2 separate regions of the Mus musculus genome follow, and region 1 is linked to region 2. A link is a loop called in an ENCODE intact Hi-C map of the cell type or tissue named here. Cell type or tissue: heart. All regions are shown on one strand. Each heading gives the region's core, and the rest is flanking DNA. Links, peaks and the distances in the headings are about the cores only.

What was found. Peaks named below come from ENCODE experiments on the same cell type or tissue, not always from the same donor. Only the 100,000 strongest peaks of a DNase experiment are listed, where the experiment ranks them.
Region 1: a loop joins it to region 2, with 14 times the contacts of the local background. A loop is called at or near these places in 20 of 42 quality-filtered maps.

The regions. Positions count from the first base shown.
Region 1 is chr5:120,096,157-120,111,769 of GRCm38, forward strand. No RefSeq gene overlaps it. Among named protein-coding and RNA genes, the nearest start is that of Rbm19, 13 kb to the right of the region's middle. In heart, for the core only: CTCF peaks have their summits at 4,848 (motif pointing left), 10,471 (motif pointing left) and 10,690; DNase peaks (open chromatin) are centred at 7,107 and 7,495; H3K27ac peaks cover 1,001 bases.
Region 2 is chr5:119,732,920-119,748,532 of GRCm38, forward strand. No RefSeq gene overlaps it. Among named protein-coding and RNA genes, the nearest start is that of Gm42017, 46 kb to the right of the region's middle. In heart, for the core only: CTCF peaks have their summits at 6,639 (motif pointing right) and 8,366 (motif pointing right); no DNase peak of the experiment used is centred there; H3K27ac peaks cover 690 bases; H3K27me3 peaks cover 1,433 bases.

The sequences.
Region 1 (15,613 bases), core at 3,762-11,761, 360 kb after region 2:
TATCCTCCCATACCCACACACACACCTGTAAACACTAACACACAGAGGCACACACATCTGTATACACACATACACCTGTATACAGACACCTGCACACTACACACAGCAGTATACACACATATACCTGTATACACACATACCTGCACACATACATACACATACATACACCTGTAGAAACACCTGTATATACCTGTACACGCTCACACAGACACACATACCGTGCACACAAACATGTTCACACATACCTGTACATGCATATGCACACACCTATACGCACACATGTGTGTACACACTTTACACACATATGCACACACTTGTACACTCGTGTGTGCACACCTGTACACATGCATGTGCATGCACACCTGTACACACATGTACACATACATACCTGTACACATACACATGTGTGCACACACCTTACACACACACACACACACCTGTAAACACACATACAAAATAAAACTCTCTGCTGCTAGTGGTGACACTGCAGTCTCCTAGGTATAGGAAACTAAGGCAGGATTCTTGGATGATGCCAAAACACCCAGGGCTTTATTTTGGACCCCTGGCTCCTGGCCACACTCTCCATTTGGGGCCACGGTAAAGGCCAGTAAGCTTCATCCTTGTGTGACCTTCATCAGCAGAACTCAGTTTCTCCATCTCTCTAGGGGAAAGAAGTGTCTGTCTCCTGTTTATGAAGTCCTGTTCTGGATCTTCCCTTTACAGCTGGGGAAAACGAAGGATCATCCCAGGCTCTGCCAATCATTCCCGGAAGGAAAACAGCAATACCTCATAGCATCAGCAGAGAGCGCTGCTCTGAGTACCTTATGCGTGTCTTAGTTCATGTTCCCACATCATTCATCCCCATTTTACAGAGAAGGAAACTGAGGGATGGAGCTTTGAGGTCACAGAAGCAGTTGGGTGGTTTATTCCAGCACCCCCTCCTCATTTCACCCCAAGTTTCTACCCTTGCCCTCTCCTTCCCCTCCCCCACCACACATTCAGCCAGGCTGGTTCCTTGCCAAGTCTCAGCTGTCACAGCGTTCCCATCTTTGATCACTAGTCAGCCCAGATGTTGAGCTGATCAAAGGCAGCTGTTGCCTAGACCCTCCCCAGAGCGGGTGGGACAGACACGTGACAGAAGTGGAACCTGGCTGGGCGGGGTTCCGTGGGGCCTTCCCCATCCATCACCGGGTACCTAGAAGGAAGGTCACTGGTTCGAGAAGCGTAGGGGTGGCTGGCGCTAAATGCAGGGGTCTGACTCAAAAGGAATCATGAAATAAGAACTCAGAGTGGAAACGGGCTCCCAGGGCCCTAGCCGGTGGCCACGATTCCCTCTCAAGCCGGCCTCTGGGGTCTGTCTCCATCCATCTTTCATTGTAGGTGTTCAAGAGCTGCGATTTCTACTAATAATTAAACAGAATGAGCCTTGTGCACTGGGGAAACTGAGACAGGAGGACAGTGAGTTCAAAGCCAGCTCTGGCTACATGGTAAGACAGAGTTTCTCATGGGGATGCTTAGCGCACTCACAGAACACTGACCAAGTACATGCAAGGCCTGGGGGTTGATCCTCAGCACAGGAAAGGGGCTGAGCCTGAGCAGGAAGAAGGAAACACTTCTCCATCTCCTTTGCTGATTCAGTGCAGTTATGGGCATTTTTAGAAACAAGGGTACCTTTTGACAGCAAGATAGTGTAGCAGCTAAAGGGGTTTACCACCAAGCCTGAGGAATCCCAGAATCCACAGGGTAGGAGAGATTGAACATCAGCGGTTCTCTGGCTTCTATGCATGAATGTGGCAAATGCCCACACAACCACAGAAATACATACATACATACATACATACATACACATACATACATACATACATACATACATACATACAAAAGATGGTTTTCTCTATTTGGAAAAATTAATATATTGCTTTGTAAGTTCTTCTTTATTTTTATGTATATGAGTGTTTTGCCTGTATGTATGTCTGTGTACCACATGCATGCCTACTGCCTGAGGGAACCAGAAGAGAGTGTTGGGTCCCCTGGAACTGGAGTTACAGATGGTTGCAAGCCTCTGTGTGGGTGCTGGGAATCGAGCTTACGTTGTCTGCAAAGCATCCAGTGAGCATAACCACTGAGCCATCTTCTCTGGCCTTAACATTGTTTTTATTTTTTAAAAATTCTTAAAACAGGAGCCAAATATTAATGTACATAGCCAGATAAAACTTTCTCAAAGACTTAAACTATTTAAGTAGAGAAAGGGGTGCTGGTATTGCAACCTGGTTATAAAGTGCCTCCCCAAACCTCATGTGTTAGGGGCTTGGTCCCCAGCTGCTGACACTATTTTGGAAGATTTAGGGAGTCTTTAGGAGGTGAGTCTGTAGATCACTGGGAATGAGTCCTTGGAGGAATCTTGTCACACTGGCACATACACAACACACATACCAACATACATACACTCACATACAATATGCACATAGTACACCATATACATACATACATACATACATACATACATACATACACACAGCACACAGGACATACACACACAACACACAGACACACACTAAGATAAAGACAGATACACACACACAGAGAGAAAGATACAGACAGATACACACACAAAGAGATACAGACAGATACACAGAAAGAGTCAGGGAGAGAGATACAGATACTCAGAGAGATACAGACAGATTGACATACACAGACACACACACATGCATGCACAGAGATACAGACAGATACACAGAGAGAGAGAGAGAGAGAGAGAGAGAGAGAGAGAGATACAGACAGAGACAGACAGAGACACAGGGAGAGAGAGACAGATTCACAGCATTACAGACACACAGAGAGAGAGAGATACAGACAGAGACAGACAGACAGAGACACAGGGAGAGAGACAGATTCACAGTGTTACACACACACACACACACAGAGAGAGAGAGAGAGAGAGAGATACAAACAGAGACAGGGAGAGAGAGACACAGATTCACAGCATTACAGACACACACACACACACAGAGACAGAGAGAGAGAGACAGAGAGAGAGAGAGAGAGATACAAACAGAGACACAGAGAGAGAGAGACACAGATTCACAGCATTACAGACACACACACACACAGGAACCTCTCTGCCACGCCCCCTTCCCTGCTTCCTCTCCAGCACAGAGCTTCATTCCTTCCTTCCCACATTCCCACCATCATGAGCCTCTGACCCCAAGGGCCCAGGGATTTCAAGAGCTATATTTGTTGAACATGGACATTATTAAGAATTAAATGAAACACTGGTCATGGTGGCACACATTTGCCATCCTGGCACTTGGCAGGTGGAGGAAGAAGAATCATCATCTCTCCAGACCCCCTCCCCTCCCAGGAATTGTCCCCCTCAAGGATCCACTGCGGTTCTTGGAGGATCTCTGAACTACATCTTCCTTCAACATCTTCCTTCGCCCTCGACTTGAACCACAGCAAGAACACCACACTGTTTACCCATGCCTGTCTCGGCCACATAAATCAAACGAGGAGCCAGTGGGATGGCTCTAGGTAAAGGTGCTTTCTGTCAAGACTAATAACTGGGGTTCAGACCCTGGAACCCATGTGATGTCAGGAGAGACCTGGCTTCTGGAGATTTGGTACAGAGGTTAACCATACTTGTTCCAAACTAATAAGAACCAGGGTTTGGATCCCAGCTCCCACGTAACCAGGCAGCTGTACTGTGCATGCCTATAACACCTGCCCCAAGAGGGATGGAGACAGGAGGATAGCTGGGACTTGCTGACCTTCAGTCTAGCTGAAAAGATTCAGAGAGACACTATCTCAAAGGAATAGATAGCCATAGAGGAAGACACTCAAAACCATCTTGTATGCACACACACCACACACACACACAACAGCATACATTTACACACAAGTAAATTAGTTTGTTTGTTTGTTTGTTTGTTTGTTTTAATCAAATAGGGAGCTTGGCATGGTGGTGCACGCCTTTAATCCCAGCACTTGGGAGGCAGAGACAGGTGGATCTCTGTGAGTTTGAGGCCAGCCTGGTCTACAGAGTGAGTTCCAGGATAACTAGAGGCTACACAGAAAAACCTTGTCTTGAAAACAGCAACAGTGAGGGTCGGGAATGTAGGGATTTGGGATAGGTGGTGGGGATTTCAGTGTGAAGTAACACGGTACTTTTAGACTGATGGTGTTTCTCTGAGCGTGTCTTATGCATTCTGGGCTGGAGCTAGGGATGCAATCCAGGACTTCGTGCATGACATAAGGCAAGCCCTCGGCCAAACGAGCCCCCAGCCCAGGATTTTCTATACAGACTCGGCCTCCTGGGCACTGGGATTATTGTAGGTCTAGGCCTCCATGCCCAGCTTATGACTTTATATTTGTAAACCAGGTTGTCTGCAGAGCTGGAGACAACTTCCTCTTCCTCCAGCAGTTGTCATCACCTGCTGACTTTGTTCCTATGGCCCTGGCCAAGGCCCCAGCATCACATAAACCCAGGAGTGCTGGGAATGGAAAATCAAAGAGATCTATAGCCCCTGGGTGCCCAGGAAAGCTGAGGCAGGAGGACTGAGATGCTTAGGACAGCCTGCTTTTGTTGTTGTTGTTGTTGTTGTTGTTGTTGTTGCTGTTGTTGTTGTTGAAGAAAAAGGGACTGGCAAGATGGCTCAGTGAGTAAAGGCAATTGCCGCCAAGCCTGGTGGCCTGAGTTTGATCCTCAGGACCCACATGGTGGAAGGAGAGAACCAGGGCTGGAGAGATAGCTCAGCAATTAAGAGCATTGGCTGCCCTTACAGAGGACCTTAGTTCAGCTCCTAGCACCCACGTAGAGGCTCATAATGGCCTGTAACTCTGTCCTAAGTGATCCGATGCCCTCTGCTGGCCACTGTGGGCACACACACACTCGTGTGTATGTGATGCTCTCTGCTGACCACAAACAACCTCTCTCTGTGTGTGTGTGTGTGTGTGTGTGTGTGTGTGTGTGTGTGTGTAATCATTTGTTTTGTATGCAGCAAGCTGACTTTCACTAGTTGTCTTCTGGTTTCCATGTGAGCATTCGGGCACACGCTCATGGGGTGGAGGAGCAGGAGAGAATGGAAAGAAGACTGGGGTGTAGCTCAGTTGCTATGGTTCCTGTCTAACACCAACAAGGCCAGATTTGGTCCCCAGGACCACATAAACTGGGTGAGCAAGCCTGGAATTAATCCCAGCATTCAAGTGGTGGAGAAAGAAGGATCAAGACGTTCAAAGACCGCTGGGCATTGGTGGCGCACGCCTTTAATCCCAGCACTTGGGAGGCAGAGGCAGGCAGATTTCTGAGTTTGAGGCCAGCCTGGTCTACAGAGTGAGTTCCAGGACAGCTAGAGCTACACAGAGAAACCTTGTCTCGAAACAAACAAACAGGCAAACAAACAAAGAAGTTCAAGGACATACTTGGCTACATAACAAGATTGAAGCTAGCCTGGGCTACAGGAAGTTGGAAACTGGAAATCAAGACTGGGCAGGCCTGTGTTCCCCTCCCCGGAGTCCTGCTTTGGAAACACAAAGCTCTTTAGGGCATATCCAAAACTCTTAACAAGGCCAAGGTCTGGTGTAAGTGGACCCAAGTTTCACTGGGTGCAGGGTATCACTATATAGCCCAGGCTTGCCCAAAATGGCAACCCTCCTGCCTCATCCTCCCCAATGCTAGGATTAAAAAGTATGTACTGCCACAATGGTGTTTCAAACTGTCTTGGTCTGTCCGAATTCAAGAGTAGAGAGCAGAATCTAGCATGTCTGGCAACCAGCTCTGGGTCCTCAGCTCAGTTGTCACCAGGGGTGTGGCTTCCAGACACAACACATGAAGTGTCCCACTTAATTGGCACAGCCTGGTAACAGACAAGGGGGTTTTTTTTTTTTTCCCTGTGTGGAGGTTGACCTAGGGCTTATAGCCCGTACAGTTCACTCTCAGAATGGAAGTAGGAGAGACAGATTGGGCCATGGGAGGTGTCCCCACAGTGGCCAGCAGCTATGCCCTATGTTCTGAGAACTTCAAGCTCCTCACCCCTCCACCCCCAGCCCCCAGAGAGCCTGAGACCAAAGCAGGGTCCATCAATCACCAGGACTTTAAAGGCCCTCCGGCTTTTGTACGCTGTGTCCTCCCGATGTTTCTCTTAGCTACATGCTAACACCCGTCTGTTTGGAAGTCACAGCAAATACATCTTGGAGAGGGCTTTGATCCCTGGCAGCTGTGTACGTGTGAGGAGCCAGAGTCCCCGAGGCAGAGACAGCATGGGAAGGAGGTGAACTGGACTGGTCTCTCTCATGCCCTCTGGGCTTGGCACCCCAGCCTCGCCCTCGGGCTTACCCCAGCATGCTGCACTTGGAGGCACAGCCGAGCGCAAAAGGCCAAGTTTGGCCATGAGAAAAAGTCCTAAGTTCAAGACCTGATTCTGCTGCTTGCCAGCCATGTGATCTTAGACAAGCCCACTCAACGTCTCTGGGTGTGCCCAGCTTCAGGTGGATCCATTTCTATTCTGGGGGACATCCCCTTGGAGCCCAGCTACAGACTACAGGAATCCGTGGAGTCTGTACAGGAAGGGGCATCAAAGCTAAGTAGGGAACCGGCCTAGTCCCACTGTGCAGTACAAATTTTCCCCCATGTGCACACAGAAGCAATGAGCTCTGGTTTGAGGTTGTCTGTCTTGCGTTGGCTTCTGTCACACACAACCCAAGTCCATGAGGCTTAAAATGACAGCGTGCTTAGGCCTGGAAGCTCGTGGCCAAGGCAAAGGCAAGCTCAGTGCTGTGCGCCCCCTGGTGGCCGCAGAGAGGAACTGACCGCCACTGGGCTGTACGCCCTCTGGCGGCCTCAAGGAGGAACTGACGGCTGCAAGAAGGAACAGGCCTTCTTCTTGTGGGTCTCTAGCCTCTGAGCCCTGGGTCTTACAGGTGAGTCCTTGCAGTCGGTGCTCCGTTGACCTCTGTGTTCTCCTCTGTGACTCTGTCTTCTTAGAAAAACACCAAGTGATCATAGGCTCCAAACCGCATCCTGTCTGACCCCATTTTAACTTGACCCCCTCTACAGAGGCTATTTCCAAATAAGGTCACACATTACAGCTGTCAGAGTTAGCCCTCCAGTGCTTTACCGGGGGAAAACAGGGCTCAACAAACAGTCAGGGCAGGCGGTCCACTTTCCAAATGAGATGAGCGAGCTGAGGTTCAGAGAGATGGGGTGACTGACTCCCGCAAGGTCACAGGGCTAAGTAAATTTTGAACTCCAAAAGCCAACATCCTCTTCAGCCTCCCCGAACTCCCTGGGTCAGTCAGGCTGGGGGGTAGAGGAGACAGGCTTTCCTGCAGGGCTGGAATCCCTGGGAAACAGCTGAGAGTCAGGACATCTCCCCAGACCCCCACTTCGTGCATTCTCCTCTCTGGGGAGCTCAGAGGTCAGAGTCTGCCGCCCAAAGGCCTGAGAGCGCGCCAGTGGTTTGTCCCTTATTGACCTCAGAGTCTGGGACTCGACCCTAGAGATAGCTCAGAAACCCGAGGGCTCATCTGAGGCCCCCAGAGAGCAGATGGTGGTGTGCAGCCCGATGTCACCGCCTACCCAGCTTCCTCTCTGCTTTCGTTATCATTCCCCTGAGGCTGGCTCCACAAGGATTTGGCTAGAAGGATTCTGACAGGCGAGGTCATGAAGGGAGATGTGGTGGGTCGGGCTCCTGCCAGACGGAATCTGGCAAGGTCTTTTCTTCTGGGTCCAGCAGTCTTATCCACAGCATCTCCTCAACATCCGAGAACAGTTTACCCTGTGCTTCCTCTCCCATCCCCCACCCCTACCTCCTACCCCCATCCCCCATCCTTCACCCACATCCCCCATCCCTCAGTAGGCCATCACTTTCGGCTGGGATGAGACCACATCTCCAACTACTTTCATACTGTTTCTCAGTGGATTCTTTCCAGTCCCACCAGGTATCTGCCCAGAGTTTCCAGGTCTTTTATTTAGAGCCTGCTCTTCATATGCATGCTCCACTAGAACTGACCACGTTCTGGGTGCCAGGAGGAGCCTTCAGAATCCCAGAAACCACAGTGAGTCCCAGTCACTCTGTTCCCCCAAGTCCTCAAGCTGCTCCCTACCTGGGGATCCAGAACACATCTGAATTTCTTTTTCTTTTCTTTTCTTTCCTTTTCTTTCTTTCTTTTGTTGTTGTTGTTGTTGTTGTTTGTTTGTTTGTTGTTTCGAGACAGGGTTTCTCTGTGTAGCCCTGGCTGTCCTGGAACTCACTCTGTAGACCAGGCTGGCCTCGAACTCAGAAATCCGCCTGCCTCTGCCTCCCAAGTGCTGGGATTAAAGGCATGCGCCACCATGCCCAGGTCCTTATTTTTTTTTTTTTTTTTTTTTTTTTTAGCTCTTCTAATATATAAGTACACTGTAGCTGTCTTCAGACACACCACAAGAGGGTGTCAGATCTCATTACAGATGGTTGTGAGCAACCATGTGGTTGCTGGGATTTGAACTCAGGACCTCCAGAAGGGCAGTCAGTGCTCTTAACTGCTAAACCATCTCTCCAGCCCCACATCTGAATTTCTAAAGATGAAGAGTGACAAAGGCAACTTTCTACGGAAGCCACAAGACCTCGAGTGCTGTCCCTGCTCTGGGAGAGGAGGTTTAACCTGTACAGAGAGGTTAAGCATCTTTCCCGAGGTGACACAGCTTGGGAGGTCGGAGATAAGGTTGCCACCTATGGTGGCAACCACTTCCTGGCTTCTATCCTTTCTTCTGACTTATGACTGGCCTCCTGTTGCTGCTGTGGTCCACTACATGGTAATCAATTACTCCTGCTTGTGAGGCATGTGGAGAGAGTGAGGATGGCTGGGAGGTTCCTCAAGGGTGGAGCTCCTGACTCAGGGACACTGTGACCCAGCTTTCCCAAGCTCAGGATTGAGGCTTGCAACCAGAGATGTGAACCCCACACACCCCCATCAGAAAAGGCACTTTTGGGAACACATCCTCAAAGCCCCAATGTCAAGCCCACAGGGATGAACTTTGTGGTGTTGAAGGGTAAAAATTTCCCTGAACCCTGGAGATGCCCTCAAAGCCGAGGAGCCTCTGCTGGCTGCATAGGTGGGCTGGACACTCTTACGTCCCGCACAACTCCAGCCCAGCTCTGTGTCCAGAGGGTGAGCAGAAATGAGCCCCACATGCGTGCATACACAGGGGCTCCCTAGCCCCTCTTTCTCCTTCCTGATTACATCAGCCAATGGGAAGGCTGACAGGCGCTCACAGATGGAATAGCAGACAGGCGGGCCCCTCCCTCTGGGTCTCTGTCCACCAGTCCCTGCCGAGGGGGATCTTGAAACCCTTCCATTCCATGCTTCTGACCAATCTACACAAGCAAATTGAAGCAATACAAATGTTCCCCTCGCCAGGCAGTGGTGGTGCACGCCTTTAATCCCAGAACTTGGGAGGCAGAGGCAGGCAGATCTCTGAGTTCGAGGCCAGTCTGGTCTACAGAGTGAGTTCCAGGACAGCCAGGGCTACACAGAGAAACCCTGTCTCAAAAGAGCAAAAAAGCAAAACCGAAAGCAACAACAAAAATGAGTAAATGTTCCCCTCACTCTCAGCTCTTAAACACGGAGCCCCAAATTAGTTTCTCTGGGTGAAAACTGGGGTCAGAAGAACCAGGGTACTCCTAGAGCCCAGTGGATCTCACAACCTTCCTAACGCTGCGACCCTTTAACTGGGTCCTCACGGTGTGGCGACTCCCAACCATAAAATTATCTTTGTTGCTGCTTCGTAACTGTAATTCTGCTGCCGTTGTGTATGGAAATGTAAATATCTGTGTTTCCTGATCATCTTAAGCGATCCCTGTGAAAGGGTTTTAGACCCCCCCCCCAAAAAAAAGAGGTCTCGACCCACAGGTGGAGAACCACTGCCCTAAATGGTCAAGGGAGAAGAAGTTGACCCTGGGTCTTCCATTTGTAGGACATTGTCAGTCTCCCTCGGCTTGTGGGCCCACGTCTTGCCATCTTGAAGTCTGACCCTGTCCTTGCATGGCCTCAATGCCTGTCATTCTTCTCTCTCTTAGGATAGAAGCAATGCCAAAAATGCCCATTGGGCCATTCCCGAAATGTTTCCCATCTTAAGGCCCATAACATTGTCACCACATCTGCAAGACTGCTTGCCCAGGGGAACTGAAGAGCCACTTCTTGGCCTACTACGGACTGACTACACATTCAAAGTCCACGTTCCCAGGATCTCCTGGTGTTTCTTTGCCACTCTCACACCTCCGGGGTCCTCCCTGCCTGGGACCCTGACAAATCCTGCCATCCCCAGATGGGTGGCTCTCTGGCTTCCTTCAGTTACTCAGTATTCAAATCTGTTCGTGTTTGCAGAGATACTTACCAGCCAACTGTAACCAAGCGTGCCCTGTGCTGGTCTGGATAAGAATCTTAAGGGGCCAAAGAAAGCCAGGGTTGTTAGCGCTGATCCACGGTCCTCTCCTTCCCCCTGCTGGCAGTGTTGTGGAATTGCAGGCCGCTTTCCTAACAGCCTTGGGAGGACTCAAGGGGTGCTGTTGGGAGTGGGGTGGGGGAGCTAGAGGGATGGGGGCCGGCTGTTAGCAAAGGAGACTGAGTCCCAGTAGCCGGTGCTACAGGAAGCTTCTGGCGCCGAACCCACATCATAGTGAGTGAGACTCTGCGCTACATCCCTGACAGATACTACTGGCTGGGCAAACTCAGATACGCCCACACCTCTGTGCTCCCATATGTCCTCCATAATTACAGACATATCCCTCAGTTCTTGTGAGGTTGGGAAGAGCTGGTTTCTACAGCGCAACATAGTTTTGTTGTTCCTGCTGTTGGCACTGTGAGGACTGGTGTGAATTTATTCTTTTGAACTCTCAGGGGTACACAGGTGTGTATGATGAGTCCTGTTTTACAAAGGAGGCATGAGGATTTCAGAGAGGGTAACTGACTTACCCACAGTCACACAGCAGGAAGTATCAGACATGGAATCTAGTCCCCAGTCCAAGTCTCTCTGCTCTTCTCCGGGTGAGCATTGGGTATGGGGAAGGTGAAATGAAATTGTTGTAAAAGAGATGTTCATTGGAAATTTAAATGACAGCTGTGCTATAGAAATTATTTAATCTCAATCAGGGGCTCCTACCCCGCCTTTGATCACTCGGTTCCTGGATGAAAGACACACAACTTATTATTATTAATAATTATTAATTATTATTATTATTATAAGACTTAATCAGCACTAGAGCTGGGCAGGTATCTATCCTCTATGTCTACATCCCTGACAATCATGCCACAGTATAACTTGCCATGCTCCATCTGGACTGCTTTTAACTCCAATTGGCCAGTCCTCATGGCCATGATTTCAAGATTTTATATATATACACATATATACATATACACATACATACATATATATATAAACATATATATAAATTTTTAAAAGGTTTATTTATTTATGTAGCTGTCTTCAGGAGAGGGCATCAGATCCCATTCCAAATGGTTGTGAGCCACCACGTGGTTGCTAGAATTTGAACTCAGGACCTCTGGAAGAGCAGTCAGTGCTCTTAACTGCAGAACCATCTCTCCAGCCCAATTTCAAGATTCTTACCCCACAACATCTTTTCTCTGCACCACCTTCTTTTTCTTCTTCTTCTTCTTCTTCTTCTTCTTCTTCTTCTTCTTCTTCTTCTTCTTCTTCTTCTTCTTCTTCTTCTTCTCCTCCTCCTCCTCCTCCTCCCCCTCCTCCTCCTCTCCTCCTCCTCCTCCTCCTCCTCCTCCTCGTTCTCCTCTTCCTCCTCTTCTCCTTCTGCCTTTTCTTCCTCCTCCTCCTTCTCTTCCTCTTCTTCTTCCTCCTCCTCCCCCCCTGTTTTCCTCAGACTCCAAGCCCAGAAACCCAGGCCCCACCTATCTCAATTCTGCCCAGCTATAGGCTGCAGCATCTTTACACACCAATAATTGGGGGGGGGTGGCAAGGACACATAGTGTCTCTTGGGTCTATGTGCAGAGTCTCTCCTCCTTGGGGACAACCAGATTTTGGGGGCCAGTAGTTAGCATTATAAAACATAGCAAAAGACCAAACCTCAACATATCTGTATCCTATGTAGGGGAGGTGGGACCCACACAGAGAAGGGAGGCTGTGTAGACCATAGAGTAATAGTTATGCAAACAGAAGGGCCTGAGTTTAGTCCTCGTTTAGTCCTGGAACCCATGGGGAAAGCTGAATGAGACCCTAATCTCAGCACTGGGGGTTGGAGACAGAAGGATTCCTGGAACTGTCTGTTGAGCCAGCCTTGCTGAATGGGTGGCCCTGGGTTCAGTGAGGGATGTTCCCTGTCCCAAAATAAAGCAGAGAGCGACATTTGGAGAAACACCGCCATTGACGGCTGACTTGTACACGTGTGTGTACTTGTGCATGCTCTCTCTCTCCTTCTCTCTCTCTCTCTCTCTCTCTCTCTCTCTCTCACACACACACACACACACACACACACATATGCTAAATAACTATTTAAAATAACATTAACCATCACACAGGGTCTCACCAGCACTACCAGGGTTCTTGGTGGTCCCATGCATTGGGACAAAAAGCATCAGCAGCAACAACAACAAACCACATAGGAAACACAGAGTTCGTTTGAAATTCCCTTCTGTCTTCTAGAGCAGTGGTTCTCAACCTTCCTAATGCTGCAACCCATTAATTCAGTGCCTCTTGTTGTGTTGACCTCCAGCCATAAAATTATTTTCATTGCTACTTCATAACTGCAATTTTGCTACTGTTATGAATTGCAGTGTAAATATCTGTGTTTTCCAGCCTCGAGTGACCCCCATGAAAGGGTCGTTGCACCCCAAAGAGTTGAGACCACAGGTTGAGAACCATTGTTCTAGACCCTTCTAGAATATCTCCTTGCTGCTTGCCTTTCCTTGGTTGGGAAGCCCACCCCCTCAGGGCTGGTTCTGGTGCTCAGGGTCCTGAATCCATCCCAGAACCACAGTGGCTGGAGCTGCAGGGACCACCCTGAGTTGTTGATGTTTTTAATTCCTGAGATGTCAGCGAAGCCAACCTGGGGGTCCTAGGTGCCCCCAAGTTTCAAATGCTAGAAGGAGAGGGAAAGGGGGGCCAAGAGGTAGGGAGCAAGGCAGGAGGGCAAGAAGGGCGCAATAAAGTTAAGGTGAGCAAGCTTATTAATGCACAGGAACAGAAGGCCATGAACGGAGTGGTTTTCTGGACATGTGGTAACCATATTTCGCAGCCCAGCTTGGGGACACGGGATTCATAAAGAGCATTCCGTTTTCTTTTAATGCCTTTAAAACACCTTTCTGAGTTGCAGCCGTCTCTGGGGGAGGCTATATTTAGTTGTGTGTTTTAATAACAGCAGTTCATGAAAAATAATAAAAATCAAAGTCTATGAATCTGGGACCCAGAGAAGCTGCCTGTACCTGCCCTTTGCTTAGAGGCTAAGAGTCACCCCAGAGTCACCCCAAGAAGGCTTAAGCTGGCCAATTCTGAGAGGGTCTTGGGTGTGGTCCCGTTCCTCATTTCCATTTATTAAGGACATCTTAGTACATCAAATGCAGAGTCAACAAAAGGCCCTGAGTATCCCCCCAAAATTGTAATAGGTATGTTTTAAATTAAAAAAAAAATTCTCATGTAATAACTGCATTTTCTTAATCCGGCACATGTGTGAGAGTGTGTGCGTGCATGGCATGCCTATGGAGTTCAGAGGATGATCGTCATGTGTGTCATCTTCCACCTAGTGTGAGATGAGGTCCCTTTGTTCTCCGTTGCTTCATTCCCAGTAACTCTCTCTTGTCCGTCTCCCTAGGGTTATTGGCACATACCACTGTGCCTAGTTATAGATGGAGTCAGGGGATTTGAACTCAGGTCTTCGAGTTTCTGCAGCAAGCCCCTCTGCCCCCTAAGCCCTATAGTTGCATCTATTTCCATAGCATGGCATTTTAATAGATGTGTGTAGAAGCAACACCTTCTGGTGGTCTAGTGGTTAAGATTCAACGCTATCAAGACGTGTGTGAAACATGTTCTAATCCCAGCTGGGTAGATTCACATGTCCAGGCCTGCTGCTTCCGGCTACTTTTGAACAAAACTGAGCACTCTTCTCAGAGACTGAGTCGCTCCCCAAACCGGAAAGATTCACTCTCTGCTCTTTAAGGAAAAGCTGATCAATCCGTATATCAATCTGTTTTCTTGTTCCGTGACTAAAGACCTGGTGGAGGCGACCTCAGATGGGCAGGCAGGAAGGGGTGTGTTTGACGCTTGGTCTGTGGGTGCAGTTCATCATGGTGGGGAAGCCATGGTGGCAGGAGCGCAAGACTGCTGGTCTCATCACACCGACAGCCAGGAAGCCGAGAGAGAGATAGATGCAGAGACCCAGCCCCTGGAATGATTCTTACCACATTCATGGTGGGCCTTCCAACCTCAATCAAATCTTTTTGACAGTTAACTCATAGGTGTGCCCCATGTGTGTGCGGCAGGTGATTCCAAATCCATCCAACCTGACAATTCCTTGCCTTTTGTCCCTTCCCGTGCCTTGGTGACAGCCTCCATAGTCATGACGGTGACTTTCATTGTGTGAATATCAGTATAGATATACCCACATGTGGTTAACACTGTCATTAGTTAAGAATAGCCAGTAACTTTGAAAAAACCAAATGATGACCATCCCATCTGGGAATTCATCCCATATTCAGTTACCAAACTCAGACACTTTAGTGGATACTAAGAAGTGCATGCTGAAAGGAGCCTGATATGGCTGTCTCCTGAGAGCCATATCTGTCTCCTGCCAGAACCTTACAAACACAGGGGTGGATGCTCACAGCCAACCATTGGACTGAACATGGGGTCCACAATAGAGGAGTTAGAGAAAGGACCAAAGGAGATGAAGGGGATTGCAACCCCACAAGAAGAACAACAATATCAACCAACCAGTCCCCCAGGAGCTCCCAGGGACTTGGCCATCAACAGAGGAGTACACATGGCTCCAGCTGCATATGTAGCAGAGGATGGCCTTGCCAGGCATCAGTCAGAGGAGAGGTCCTTGGTCCTATGAAGGCTCAATAGATGCCCCAGTGTAGGGGAACTGAGGGCAGGGAGGTGGGAGTGGGTGGGTGGGTGGAGGAACACCCTCATAGAAGTAGGGAGAGGGAGAATGGGATAGGGGGGCTTGGAGGGGGGGCAACCAGGAAAGGGGCTAACATTTGAAATGTAAATAAAGAAAATATCCAATAAAAAAACCCAAAATGACAACTCACTACTCAATATAAAAGATGTCTTCTTGGGGCTCAGTGGTTAAGAGCGCCTGCTGTTCTTGCAGGGGACCAAGTTTAGGTTCCCAGTACCCATGTCTGGTGACTTACACCTGTCAGTCACTCCAGGACACCCAATGTCCTCTTCTGCTCTCTGGGGACATGGCACTCCCATGCTTGTGCACAGACACACAAATAATAAATATAAATATTTATTTAAAAGATATTCTCTACCTGGGCACCACTTTTTCTCTCCCTTTCCCAGAAGCAGCAATTGCTGTCACCTCCCCATGGGCCAGGGACATCATCTTGGCTAAAGTAATTGTGTCATTGAGATTTTTATTGTTTGTTTGTTTTGAGACAG
Region 2 (15,613 bases), core at 4,237-12,236:
AATGCTGGGAACAGGGAGAGGCTGTTAGTGACAGGGGTGATGATAAATAGCTCTGTAAAGCTGGAAGGAGGACAGGAGCAGACGGGAGTCAGCCACAGGGCCCTGAGCCCTGACAAGGAGCTCTGGCACGGGGCCAGCATTAGATGCCTGCTGTACCTGGCTTTCAGAACTTCCCTGCCCTTTGTGGTATCAGGCTGAACCCAGTCACAGCTATGGGAGACTTCCTGCTGATCTGCCAAGGTTCTGTCACCTTGTGGTTTCCTGGTGGCAAAAAGGGACATGCTTGAGAAAATTAAATTCCTTCTACAGGGATGAAAAAGAGGAACACAGGGTGTTAGCGGAGTTGCTGAGTGTCAAATCCATACGTCATTTTACCGAGGCCTCAGCTAGCATGAGAGCTGACTTTTAAAAGATACACACGTGAGCTGGGCAGTGGTGGCACTTGCTTTCAATCGTAGGAAGATCTCTGGGTTCAAGGCTAGCCTGGAGTTCCAGACAGTCAGGGCTACACAGAGAAATCCTGTCTTACCCACCCTCCCCTGGAATTACACACACGTGGAGCCAGTGAGCGGCTCAGTAGGTAGAGAGAACAAATTCTTGAAAATTGTCCTTTGACCTCTATGTGGGGGTGGGGATGCAGGGACACACACTCACACAATAATAAATAAATATAACACACACATGCACATTCATGTTATGCTCTTGTGCACAGGGGAGGGGTGTCCACTCAGCTGACCCCGACTGTGTGGTATTCAATTGCAGAAACACACCCTGACGTTCACCACTGCAGAGTGACATCACCTCTCTGTTATAACATCTTTACATGGGCGTGGGATAATGAGGTAGCCCCAAGCCACCTAATAACACTCTGGTTAGAGACAGGTAGGGTCAATATAGCCATGAAATTATGGTGGAGTCAAATATCTTACAAGATAACCAGGGGTAGAGGGTTGTTTTGGCTTACAGTTTCTGGAGATCTCAGTCTGTAACAGCACAGAAAGTGGCAGGCAGGATCACATCCTAAGACAGCTGGAGTATGTGGGGGACTTGGATCAAGTACCGCTGGCTGGAGAGCCGGAGAGTGGGGCCAGCCAGAACTCAACAGCTTCTCATTTTCTTCTCAATTCGATCCATCCTCCCCAGCCAAAAGGCGAAACCAACTTGCTTTGTTGTGTTTTGTGTTTTGAGACTGGGCTTCTCTGTGTAGCCCCAATTATCCTGCGGCTGACTAGCTCTGTAGACCAGGCTGGCCTCAAACTCATAGAGACGGGCCTGCCTCTGCCTCCCAAGTGCTGGGGTTATAGTGTGCACCACCACTGCCCAGTCTGGTGATACCAACTCGTGCTGTGCTAATTTTTATCATCAACTTGATACAACAAAGGGAACCTCAGCTGAGGAATTGCCTCCATCAGACTAGCCTGTGGGTCTATCTGTTAGGAACTGCCTTAATTGATGACTGATGTCGGAGCCCAGCCCACTGTGGGTGGGACCAAGCCTGAGTGGATATAAGAAAGCAGGCTGAGTGTGGACCAGAGAGCAAGCCAGTAAACAGTGCTCCTCTGTGAAGTGGAAGTTTCTGGTTGTGTCATGGGATACAGATTCGTGTGATGTTTTGCTGAGGCAAGACCTTTGGGAGGACACAGGATGTTTGCAGGGAGGACTCCATGGACAATGACGGTATGCTTGCCCTTTGAAACGCTTTGAATAGCTTTGAAATGCTCTGCTGGTCGTCATTGAGAGAGGCACAGCAGAGAACTTCTCCTGACGTCCCAGCTGGTCCTGGTCACTCTTGCTGACTCGTGCCGATTTCTCGGAGGCCTGGTGGTTTCTGTTGGATCATGCTACCACTGCTGACACTACAGAACTGAACTGACAAATGGAGATTGGAATTGCCCCAATTACTTCTAAACAGGTCCACATCCCCTTGTCCGATTTACCATCTTTTCTCCCCTACCTTTGGTCGGTGGGCTAGAAGGGGGTTGAAGCACTTAAGAACCCTTATTAAAAGTAGGTTAAAAAAAATCTAAGCCACTGTGGATTTCTGTTTGTTTGTTTGAGACAGGGTTTCTCTGTGTAGACCTGGCTGTTCTGGAACTTGCTCTGTAGACCAGGCTGGCCTTGAACTCAGAGATCCACCTGCCTCTGCCTCCCAAGTATCAGAATTAAAGGAGTGCACCACTGCCATCAGGCCTTTTGTTTGCTTGTTTGTTTGAGACAGAGTTTTTCTGTATAACACTGACTGTTTTGGATCTTGCTCTGTAAACCAGGCTGGCCTTGAACTGCTTGCCTCTGCCTCCCCAGTGCTGGGATTAAAGGTGTGCACCACTATGCTTGGCCCTCTCTGGATTTTTTTTTAAAGATATATATTTATTTTTATTTTATGTGGGTGGGTCTTTCACCTGCATGTTTGTCTGTGCACCATGTGTGTGTCTGGTGCTCGAAGAAGTCAGGAGAGGGTGTCACTAGAACTGAGTTACAGACGGTTGTGAGCAACCAAGTCGGTGCTGGGACCCATACCCGAATCCTCTGGGAGAGCAGGCAAGTGCTCTCAACCTCTGGCTGATCCTCCAGGCTCGCTTTTTGGTCTCTGCTTCAAGCTTCTGCCCTGACTTGTGGGCTGTGACCTGTGAGCCACCGTGAGCCCTTTCCTCCCTCAAGTCATGGTGTTTATCACATGCAACAGAAGACAGAGAAGCTGGTAGCCACGTGGAGGGTGGGTCTCCCCCCCCTCCCCCTTAGCTAATCCTTTCTGTCCTCAGACATTCCTGGATGTGGGTCTCACTGTCTCCTAGGTGACTCTAACTCCTGCTAAGCTGTCCATGATTAACCACCACAGTAGCTGAGGCTGATGAAGGACATCACAGCTGCCACACAGCAAAGCTTGTGTTGAATTGATGCTGCATTAGTGTGTGTATTGATGCTGTATTGGAGTATGCATTGATACTGTATTGATGCTGTATTGGTGTGTGTATTGATGCTGTATTGGTGTGTGTATTGATGCTGTATTGGTGTGTGTATTGATACTATGTTAGTGCAGTTGAGCCCAATGCTGCAGACCCAATGTACAAAGGCACAAGAAAGAGTAGTGTACAGTGCTTTCTAATGGCAGCAAATGGTTTGTTTATTTTGTTACTGCTTTTGAGACTGGGTCTCCCTATCTACCCTAAGCTAACCTGGAACTTGCAATCCTCCTGCCTCAGCCTCCTGCATATCAGAATTGCCAGCATGCACTGTCAAGCCCTGTTATTTATTTATTTATTTATTTATTTATTTATTTATTTATTTATGTGTTTGTCTGTGTGTCTATGTGGGTGGCCATGTGCCGTGGTGCACATGTGGAAGTCAGAGGACACCTTTCAGAGATCTGTGAGGTCCTCCAACCACGTGGGGCCAGAGGATGTGACTCTGGTGTCAGGTGGTATCTTAGGGTTTTACTGCTGTGAACAGACACCATGACCAAGGCAAGTCTTATAAAAACAACATTTAATTGGGGCTGGCTTACAGGTTCAGAGGTTCAGTCCATTATCATCAAGGTGGGAGCATGGCAGTATCCAGGCAGGCATGGCGCAGGAGGAGCTGAGAGTTCTATGTCTTCATCCAAAGGCTTCTAGTGGAAGACTGACTTCCAGGCAACTAGGGATCTTTGGCCCACACCCACAGTGACACACCCATTCCAACCAGGTCACACCTATTGCAACAAGGCCACACCTCCAGATGGTGCCACTCCCTGGTCCAAGGATATACAAACCATCACAGGTGGCAAGTGCCTTTGTCTACTGAGCCACTCACTGGCTCTCTGTTTTATACTTTTTTATATATAAAAAAGTATTTATTTTATTTATATGAGTACACGATCACTCTCTTCAGACACACCAGAAGAGGGTATCAGATCTCACTACAGATGGTTGTGAGCCACCATGTGGTTGCTGGGAATTGAACTCAGGACCTGTGGAAGTGTAGTCAGTGCTCTTAACTGCTGAGACATCTCTCCAGTCCCCCTGGTTTTATACTTTTAATCATTGTTGTATTTAGTTATTTTAAAGGAGAAAGGACTTAGCTCACATTTTAAAAATATATTTGAGACTAGAGAGATAGCTAGTCAACTGACAGAGGATTGGTATCTTGGATATTGAAAATGAAGGACCTAGGTGTGGTGGTGCACACCATTTATCTCAACAACTGGAGCAAATGGGTGGATCTCTGAGAGTTCAAGGCCAGCCTGGTCTACTTAGCAAGTTCCAGGGCTTCACAGAGAAACCCTGTCTCATGAAAAAGAAAAGTATCTTATATATACATCTGAGAATGGTACAATGAAAATCATTATTTTATGCAATTAATACATACCAATAAATTGCTTTTATCTTATGCCTGTGGGAGCAGCTTGTGGTCTAGGAAGAAACTCACTTGCGTTTAGCACAGATGAAAATATAAAACCAGCATCGTTTGATCACTTACAAAAAGTCACTTTGGTATCAGCTAAGAGGAAAAATTTGTGTGGCTAAGTGATCCAATTATCAAAGTTAAGCAATGTCTCTATGACTGGACAGGAGTCAACATTTTAGAATGCTCTTAATATAAATAAAATGTGTGCACAACTTATTGCTATAAACACAACAGATCATACACCTCATTATATGTTAAATGAGCACAGCTTTGGTAATGCAGTCCTATTGCTCTTTAAAAACATAAAATATACGCACAGTTTGTTATTACAAATATGAGCTGATCTTATAGTTATGTCTAATGACTTAAATGTCAATTTAAAGTTAAGTGTTAAGTTAAATGAACCCTGCTTTGCATAAATATTTGGTAACAGATAACTTTATGAAAGTGACATAAAATAATTTAAATATAGGCATAATAAGATAGGTGTGTACCATTTAGTAGTTATAAAAAAGATGAAGGCTTAAGACATGTACAGCTTCAGTGTTCTGGCCTGTAGTTTGAAATTCTTATTGGTTGATTTTCATGAGGCTCTGCACACACGTATGTTTGTGTGTGTGTGTGTTGTGTATGTGGATATGTGTGTGTTTGTGTGTTGTGTATGTATATATGTGTGTAAGTATGTATGTGTGGATATATGTGTGTTGTGTGTATGTATGTTGTGTATTTTGTGTGTGGTATGTGTGTTTGTGCATATGTGTTGTGTTTAAGTGTGTATATGTGTGTGTTGTATGTGTTTTGTGTGTAGTATGTATTTGTATGTGTGTACACGGGTGTTGTGTGTCGTGAGTGAGTGTATTGTATGTGTGTTTGTATGTGTGTTATATATGTTGTATGCGTGTTGTGTGTGTTTTGTGTATGGTATGTGTGTGTATGTGTGGTATGTGTGCTTGTGTGTATTGAGTATGTAGTATGTGTTGTGTGTGTGCTGTGTGTTTGTGTTTGTATGTGTAATTGTGTGTGTGTTGTGTGTATGTATGTGTGCATGTGCATGCAAGCTTGAGTGTGCATGTGAGAAAGGTCAGTGAGGACTCTCATCTGGAGGTCAGGGGAGGACATTGCATTTTCTGCTCCATCACCCCTTGAGACAAGGTCTCTCACTGAGCCTGGTGGCTGGCAAGCACAGCTATCCTCCTGCCTCTGCCCCAGCAGCACGGTTGATGTGTGACCTTGGCATGTGTGTGTGTTTAAGTGTGTATGCATATGTGTTGTATTTAAGTGTGCATATATGTGGCAGAGTTTAGGTCTTCATACTCTTGCAGGTTGTGTTCCTATTCACTGCAGCATCTCTTCAGCCCTGATGCTCTGTATCCTAGTCTTTCTCTCAGAGCAGAATATTCAGACCAGCTACCGGCACTGAAGTGGGTGGCTTGGTATGTGTGTGTAGCATCATGTGCAAGTTGTTATGGCTGTTGTTTGGGGGGAAGCTCACTTCCAAGTTTTTTTTTTTAATCTATCTATCTATCTATCTATCTATCTATCTATCTATCTATCTATCTATCTATCTAATATATATATGTGTGTGTGTGTGTGTGTGTGTGTGTGTGTGTGTGTGTGTGTGTGTGTATATACATGAGTACACTAGCTGTCTTCAGACATACCAGAAGAGGGGGGCATCAGACCCCATTACAGATGGTTGCCAGTCACCATGTGATTGCTGGGAATTGAACTCAGGACCTCTGGAAGAGCAGTCAGTGCTCTTAACCGCTGAGCTGTCTCTCCAGCCCCTACTTTCAGTTTTTAACATCAGGAAGCACTTTGTTGTTGTTTTTAATGATGATGTTTTGTGTTGTTTGTTTGAGACAGTGTCTTATGTAGCCCAGGCTGGTCTTGAATCCACTATTTAGCCCAGGCAGCCCTTGACCTCTGCTTGTCCTGCTTCTGAACGCTGAGATCGTGGGAGTGCTCCACATCACCTAGTTATGGAAAACAGTTTTTGTTTTTGTTGTTGTTTTTTTAAAGTCATGAAAGTGGAATACTGGAGGCAGAAAAAGGTGCAATTAAGGATTGATGGGTGGAACACAGAGATGGAGGAGGGGGCCAGTAGAGCAGGGAGGGCAACCATAGCTGTAAGGAAACTATGGTCTGTACACTAATTCAAAGATCTATTCTTACTTTTCTCTATGTGTGAGTTCATGAGCTGGTATGCTTGTGCTTGTTTGTAAGTGCACTGTGTATGTGCAATGCCCTTAGAGGCCAGAAGAGGGCATCAGATCCCCTGGAACTTGAGTTACAGATGCTGGTGAGCTGCCATGTGGGCACTGGGAATCATGCACGGGTCTTCTTCAAGAGCACCCAGTGCCCTTAGCTGCTCAGCCATCTCCCTATGTTTGAGAGGTCGTGAACTAAGCACGTTTGTCTCCTCCCTCCCCCGTCACACACCAGTGCAGTTTCAAATGTCCAAGAACCAGCAACTTCCTCCTCTGTACTTTCTGAACATTTGGATGAGATTCCCCCAGATGGCAGCTCCTCTCTGCCCCAGGGAGTCGTAGCTGAAGGGAACCCAACAGGTTCAAGCAGTTTATTCTAAGAAAGGAGGGAGAGGGGGAGGGAGAGGGAGAGGGGGAGGGGGAGGGGGAGGGGAAGGGGAAGGGGGAGGGGGAGGGGGAGGGGGAGGGAGAGGGAGAGGGAGAGGGGGAGGGGGAGGGAGAGGGAGAGGGAGAGGGAGAGGGAGAGAGAGAGAGAAGAGTTACAGGAAGATACAGAGAAATACAGAGACAGAGATAGAGACAGACAGAAAGACACAGAAACACAGACAGACAGACAGACAGACAGACAGACAGACACATACACACACACACACACACACACACACAGAGAGAGAGAGAGAGAGAGAATACACATCCCATACTCCAGCACGTATGGAGGGCATTTGGCATTGGGTCCCACTGCAGTCTTGAAAGGCTGAGGGTACAGAACACAGGTCAAGAGGAGCCTACAGGGAGGACAACTGAACAACCCAGCAGGCAGCTGTCACCACCCATGGTTGGAGAAACTCTCTCTAGGGAGTGAAATGAAGGATGGAGAGGAATCAGGGGAGAAGGGATAGGAAAGGAGGAGGTGGGGGAGGGAATGAAAGGAAAAAAAATTCAGGCAGGAGCTTGGCTTAGTATATAACCCAGTCATCACCTCACAGCAGCTATGGCTGTCTGTCTGTCTGTCTGTCTTGAGCCAGATGGCTGTGAGCCACCCTGAGAGCGCTGGTAATCAAACCCTGGACCTCTGCAAGAGCAGCCCAGTGGCTCTCAACCTTCCTAACGCTGCAACCCTTTAATTCAGTTCCTCACGGTTTGGCACCTCCCCCCCCCCCCAACCATAAAACTATTTTTGTTGCTACTTTGTAACTGTAATTTTGCTACTGTTATAAATATTAATGTAAATATCTTTGGAGACAGAGGTTTGCCCAGGATGTAGTGACCACAGGTTGAGAACGGTTGTTAGCTGCTGAGCCATTGCTCAGCCCCTCGGTCATTTCCCTCTGGTATTGATTGGAATCCCCCCAGTGCCTGAGCATGTTGGGTTCTTTTCCAGTGTTTAATGGCCATTCCTATTTCTCCTTCTGAGAACCACCTGCTCAGTTCACTCACCCACTTGATTTTGGCATTTAATCTTTGGATTCCTTATAGACTCTAGATACCAATCCCCGTTCGATGAAGAGTTGGCAAAGATCTCCATTCCCTGCGCTGAGACTTCACTTCTGTTTTGGTTTCCTCTGCTGTGTAGATGCTGTCTACAAAATTAATAATCTCCCCTCCCCTTCCCTGCATCGTCTTACTCAATGCCACCAGTGCTGGTGTCCTAATTTCTGGCGATCCCATTGGTCTGTTCTTGGAGTTCTCTCCTGAGTTGTTGGGGTGCCTTTAGCAAGTCCTCGCTACTGAGGTATCTGAAACTAGCTGCCTCTCTGTTCCCTGGAGCTTTGGCGTGCCCACTGCTTAGGTTGCCTTTGGCCACTAGAGGGCACCAGAGACACACATTTTCAGTTCTCTGGGCCGTTACCTAGTTGTGATTTCTCTCTGCGCCCCAAGGCCTTGAAATGCTGTGTGTGTGTGTGTGTGTGTGTGTGTGTGTGTGTGTGTGTGTGTGTGTGTGTCTGTGTGTGTGTGTCTGTGTGTGTCTGTGTGTGTGTCTGTGTGTGTCTGTGTCTGTGTGTGTCTGTGTCTGTGTCTGTGTCTGTGTCTGTGTCTGTGTGTGTTACGTGTACTGAAATCAGAGGACAACTCTCAGGGGTTAGCTCACTCCTCCACCAAGTGGCCCTCAGGGAGTGAACTCAGGCCATCTGGCTTTGTGTGCCTTACCGACTGAGCCATTTCGCCAGCCCTTAAGCACAGGTCTCTTTGGCCTTCATTAGTTCTTTACAGTGATGTTTCTTTCCCCTGTGCCCTCAGCTCTCATGAATCAGATTTGCTAGTGAGTGACAATCTACTTTTTTTTTCCCTCTCCTCTGCTTCTGGGCCAGGTCCTCCTGTCCCGTCTGCCATCTCACTCCCGTGGATGGAAAACTAGTAGTGACAGTGTCCACTACTGTCAGTCCACGGCCAAATGGCAACAGCAGCAACAGGCAGGGTGCGTGTTCTTGATCTCCTCAAAGCAACTCCAAGCTCACGAAGCTAAGGCAGAAGGGCCATGCGTTTGAGGCCACCCTGGGCTCAATTGCAAGACCCCGTCTCCAATCAAAACTGAACAAACAGAAAAGCAACTTCAAGTCCCCAGGCCAAAACGAGAGGAGTGAAGAGTAATGAATTAGAAATTGTCCGTGCTGGACAAATCGCCGCCCACAAACCCAGAGACCTGCATCTTTCTGTAGGACACACACCACACCTGGCTTCACCAAGGGGGCAGAGGTGCTCACGGCCATTCACCCCATATCTCAGGCTCCAGCAGGATCTCTCTGAGCAGTCAAACTTTTCTTATTGAGCAGGCTGGGCCTTCAGACCCTGGCTTCAAAGAGAATTCTTCTCCTCAATGAGCAGAGGAGAGGAAGAAATCTGTCACTGGATTCTGGTTCTCCAGCTCCTGCCCTTAATTGAAAAGGTGCCCAGGACGCTCTCTGGTGCCCCACTCCCCTCCTAAAGAGAAGGCTCAGAAGGAGCCTGAGCCTGCATCTGGGCTGGTGAGCCCTGTCCGCAGCCCTTCCCCGTTCTGCAAAGCCCTCTGTCTGCTTCCTCCTGATCTCCTCATCCATCCTAAGGAGTCTTCACACCTCTGAGGGCCGGCGAGCCTTCCCGTTATCATCAAACCCAGGAGCCCAAGCGCTCTGGAAGGGGCATTCCGACTCCAAGTCGCCGATCTTCAGAACTCTCGGCCACGAGAGAAGGAAACGCCGCAGTAAAGATAAACGACTCTGGTTTTCATTCTGGCCCGACATCCATCTTGGCAAAAACTGAAACCAATTTCTAGGGATTAGAAGTGTGGAATAGGGGGCAGACAGCCATCCCTGGTGTGTGTGTGCACACGTGGGCGCGTTTGTGTGTGGTGTGTGTATGTGAGTGTGTGGGTGGTGTGTGTTTGTGTGTATGTGTGTTGCGTGTATGCATCTGTGTGTGTTGTGCGTATGTTTGTGTGTTGTGCATACGTGTATATGTGTGTGTATATGTGTGTGGTGTGTGTGTGTATATGTGATGTGTGTACGTGTGTGTGTTGTGAGTGAGTGTGTTGTATGTGTGCTTGTGAGTATGTGTATGTGTATTTGTGTGTATATATGTGTGTTGTATGTATATGTGCTTTGTGTGTAGTGTGTGCTGTGTATTGTGAGTATATGTATGTGTGTTTGTGTGTATGTATGTGTGTTGTAGTTGTATGTATGTGTACTGTGTGCACTGTGTATTGTGAATATATGTTGTATGTGTGCTTGTGTGTGTGAATGTGTGTTTGTGTGTATATATGTGTGTTGTGTGTTTGTATATATGTTTGTTATGTATTGTGAGTATATGTTCTGTGTGTTTATATGTGTAGTTGTATGTTTTGTGTGTTGTGCATGTTGTGAGTGTGTTGTATGTGTGCTTGTGTGTGTTTGTATTTGTGTTTGTGTGTGTGTGTGGTGTGTATGTATGTATGTTTTGTGTGTATGGTGTGTGTGTATGGTGTGTGCGTGTGTGTGCACGTGTGCGTGCGTGCCTGTGTGTTGGGGGCGTTGCCTAGATAAGATAATAAGTCTGTCCAGTTCTGTGGGAAGGAGCTGTACTAATGGTCTGTCACTGCTTTTCTTTTCCTCTGTATCTTTTTTTATAAAGAGACATTTCCGTTCTGCCTTTTTCTTCTTGCTTGAATGTTTATCCATCGAGAAGCTTGGTTATTGGAACCAGTGATAAAGTAACAAGTTCTTGGCTAGAAGGTTCTGAAAGTGCGATAGAAGCCCGGGCTGCCAGGCTGTATCTCAGGTTAGACAACACAGAAGAAGCATCACATATAATCCGAGGGCCTCGGCCCCACCCTCCTCTCTCGCCCGGGCCACTGTTTGGAAACCAATGAGTGTTGTGTCAATGCCGGTCTTTGGGACTGGTTCAAAGGCTCCCTCTGAGGCATGCTGGGATATGGGGTTGGTTCAAAGGCTCGCACTGATGCATGCTGGGATATGGGGTTGGTTCAAAGGCTCACACTGATGCATGTTGGGATGTGGGGTTGGTTCAAAGGCATGCGGGGATGCAGCGTGCCCCCACGGGATGCCTCCATCACATCTCTGCTGTGGGCTCTCTCTGAGGCAACACATCAAGGACAGAGTCCAGAGAAATTAAACGCTGCTCTGGTGCCTGGGGGGAGCATGGCTCTTCAAACAAAGCTACTCGGCTGCAGAGCCAAGCACATCTGCGTTGTTGATTGCTCTCTGCGTTGCTGACGGCTCTCTGGTGTTTCCTGGATGCATTCTCATGATTAAGTCTTCCGGGATAACGGGTCTCAGAGACCCAGAACCTGCCGCTAAGAACTTACTTTAAAAAAAGACAGATTCCCAGATATGGGAATTCCCTACGGACATGTTTAATATAAATTTAAAACTCGGTGCATATTTATCTGGTGCTGATGCTGAGAACCAAATACAAAGAGGTCCACAGATACCGTGGAAAGAGTGACAGAGGGGAGAATGTTGAAAACTACCTTCCCATGGTCAAGCAGATATTTGATGTACAATTAAAGATGGGCAAACAAAAGCTTAATGTAAATGGAGGCCAGGGATATCAGGTAGCTCACTTGGGGGCAGATACCTCATCATAGAGGTGCCTCAATGGAGAGAGCATAGGGTGTAATGATGGTGATGGTGGTGATAATGGTGATGATGGTGGTGGTGATGGTGATGATGGTGGTGGTAATTATGACAGTGAGGTCAGAGGTGATGTAGAGTAGACCCAGACTTTGAGGTCTTCTAGCATCTGACTCGGGGGTACATCCTGATGTTTCTACAAAGTGCATTGGAAGTAAGAGCTGTCTCATAGGAACACACGTGCACACACACAAGATGGTATGAAGTTCTAACGATTAATGTGTCGAGTTTACGGGTTGCTGTATGAAGTGGCCCATCGGGAGGCTCTGCGATTCAAACACTCATCCTGAATCTTGTCCCAAAGCTGTGTGACTAAGCCAGCCCAGTCAGTCGACAGGGTCTCGAGGGAGGGAGTGAGGATTAAAGAAAGAACAGACCACCAGACAACCATGACTCCACGTCTGCTTTTATATCATTCTAGGTACAAGGACTTTGGTCAGTCCTAAGCCATAAACAGGGACAAACAAGGCACAGAGGCCCCACGATTCCTGTATTCAGGGTCTTAGCAAGACCCATCAAGGTACAAAGAACTCACTCCTCAGATGTTTTCATCTTCCAAGTCCTAGCCCAATGTCAGAGTCCTAGAAGGTGTCACCAAGAGCTCCCCACAGCAGCGGTTGCTTTACCAGGGTCCCAGAGAAGCTTAGAGCCAGCCTTCCTGGAAACACAGGTATCTTAGAACTGGGGTCATTCTGGGCAGGTCTCTCATCCACTCCTGCTCTAGGGATGGAACCCTCGTGACAGCCAGACTGGAGCCCTCACTGGGCGTTTGTCCTCCCCATAGCTGTATAGACTCCAGCCCTTTACACTTCTATGTGTTCAACTGAAACCGACTTTCCCAGTGCTGTCTTTTGTATCTTAACTGTCCCCCACAGGCCATTGTGCTAAAGACCACATCTCAGGGTTGATGGGAGAGGTGGGGAATCTAAGAGGGTTTCAGGTCATTCAGGGTGAACCCTTAAGCGGGAGGCTGGGATCGCAGTCTGTTTCCTTTTATTTTGTTTTTTTTTTTTCTTTTTCTTTTTTCTTTTAAATTTGTATTCCCATTAGGAAGTGATAGGTTTTGCTCTACTAACTGCTCCCTGTCATGTCCTGCCTGGCTATAAGTCCATAAATGTCGGGACCAACCAGCCATGGCCTGGGATCACTATGAGTCACACGAACCTTTTTATAGTTAAGTTGATTGTCTCAAGTATGTATTAAAGTAACAGAAAAACTGACCCCCCAAAAATGCCTGAAAAATGCCTGTCAACAAACATTGTCCTCTTTCTCTTACACACACACACACACACACACACACACACACACGGCTCACTACACGTGGAAAGATGGAAGTCTCCTGATCTCAGTGGCAAAGCTGCTTCTCTTCCTGTCCCCTTAACTGTCACAACTTGGCCGTGTGTGTGTGTGTGTGTGTGTGTGTGTGTGTGTGTGTGTGTGTGTGTGTCTAACCATGAACCCAGGGCTGTTTCCCTCCAACAGAGCCTCGCTTGGTTCAGATCCTCCTAAGAAGGCTGCTCTCTTCAAGTGTGTGATTTGGGCTGTAACCATACAGCACACAACTCTCCACACAATTGAATTCTGACATTTTCTTTGCTCAAAGAGAAAACTTTTGGGGTTGGGTGTGCAGCTCAGTTAGTTGGGAGAGTGTTTGCCCGGCACACGGGAATAAGCTCCGGGCTCAATCTCTCTGTAAGGTAGAGGCAGGAAGATCAAGGTCATCCTGCTACATTGTGAGTTCAAGGCCAGCCTGAGCTACAGTGAAAAAGCCCTATATCTGTAGGGTCTTCACATCTCCTTTTTCTTCCAGGCCTAATCAACTGTAAATCTACTTCCTGTCACTTAGCTTTTTCCTGTCATTTATCTACTTCCTGTTTCCTTTCTACTTCCTGTCACTTATCCACTCCGTCATTTATCTACTTCCTGTCACTTTGGTCTTCCTATTTTCCTATTATCTTTTTTTTTAAAGGTTTATTTATTATTTTACATAAGTACACCATAGCTTTCTTCAGACACACCAGAAGAGGGCGTCAGATCTCATTACGGATGGTTGTGAGCCAAGAGCAGTCGGTGCTCTTAACCGCTGAGTCATCTCTCCAGCCCCCTATTTTCCACATCTTAAGTGCAAACATCAACTATGTCAACCTTTCAAGGTTAAGCTCCCTTCCTTTTCATGGCTGAATAATATTCCACTTTTACTAACTATTCTTCTATGGGTGAGCATTTGGGTCGCATCTCTTTTGTTTTTGTTTGTTTGTTTGTTTGCTTTGTTTGTTTGTTTGTTTGTTTTTTCTTCCAGCACTGGAGACAGAATCCATGGTTGTGCTATGTGGCTCTAGGCAAGTGATTGCTTTCCCCAGATCTCCCCAGATCTTATGTTCACACTGTTTATTGCCCATGGATGCCAGTAAGCTACATGCATGCTGTCCTGGTTACTCTGCTTCTCCAGTCCATGTTGGAGAGACAGCTCAGTGGATAAAAGCAATAGCTGTTCCTGCAGAAGACCCGCGTTCCGTTCCCAACACCCGCATGGCCATTCACAATTATCTATTAACTCCAGTTCCAGGAGACCCGACGCCCTCTTCTGGCCTCTTCAGGTACTGCATGCACTGTGCCTACCAGGTTCTTGGCCCACGGGCTTCTGGGAATTTTTCTGTTCAAGAATGCGCACCCACTCGTCTTTTTTTGGAAGTGCTGGGAATACAGAGGCCAGCTCCCATGCTTTCCCGAGTTCTGAGGAGTCACACTCAAGTCCTTATATTTACAGGGCAGGCTCAAGTTTAGAAAACACTTCCAGGGCCAAGGGTTAGACTTGTCTTTCGTGGAAGTTTGGTGTCAAGGGTCCTTGGCATCCAGTGAAGGTCAGGAGAGCACAAACTTCCAACCTCTCTCTAGGCAGCACATCCCCCAGTCCACTTTGCAAAACTCACCAAATATCAGAGCAGTCCATTCGCTGCTAGTACTTCCCCATAGCTCTTTGCTTTAAGGTTTAAACCAGAAGGGATAGCTAGCACACACTCAAAGACACTTCCCCAGCTGTCTTGGGGTGGGGGTCGGGAGTTCGAGACAGGGTTTCTCTGTGCCCTGCCTGTCCTGGAACTCACTCTGTAGACCAGGTTGGCCTACGGAATTTAGATTTGCCGGCCTCTGCTGGGATTAAAGGCGTGTACCACCAGCTGTCTTTTTCCTCAGGGTCGAAGGGTTGCTGTATGAAGGAAGGCAGTGTGTGGGCAGAGATGTCTCAGTACTTTGCTCCTGTCTTCCTTTTCCCCTCTGTGCAGACAGGAAACATCTCTCAGTATTGGCTGGTGACTAAAATGCTTTTTGTTGTTGTTTGTTTTGGTTTTTTGAGACAGGGTTTCTCTGTAGCCCTGGCTGTCCTGGAACTCACTCTGTAGACCAGGCTGGCCTCGAACTCAGAAATCCACCTACCTCTGCCTCCCAAGTGCTGAAATTAAAGGTGCGCGCCACCACTACCCGGCCTGGTGACAGCAACGTTAGAAGCGTCCCTTGCCACACTTTGAAACTCAGCTGCCAGGGAGCTGCTCTCTGCGCTGCCCACTTTCTTCTGCTTCTCTTGGATCTTCTCCTCTTTCCCCTTTGCTCCGAATCATTCAAGCGCTTTCTCTGCCTTTGCATTTTCATCCACTCTTCAGGAGACGGGCTTTCCCCGCTTCCCCGTTCTTTACTGAGAAGCAGAGCGAACCCTGAGCAAGGAAACGGACCTGGGCTGAGGGCTTCGAGTCGTTTGTTTACCCACAAGAGTTTTCTCTTTTCAGCCAAGTTCAGCTTGGAAGCAAAATTAGGGATCCTCTGGTCACTGGCTTAAGGGGAATGGGGGGGGGGTTCTGTTCTGAAACAGTGATATGTACAGACCCCGATTGTGTCTTTGCTATCCAGAATTCTTCCCTCTCA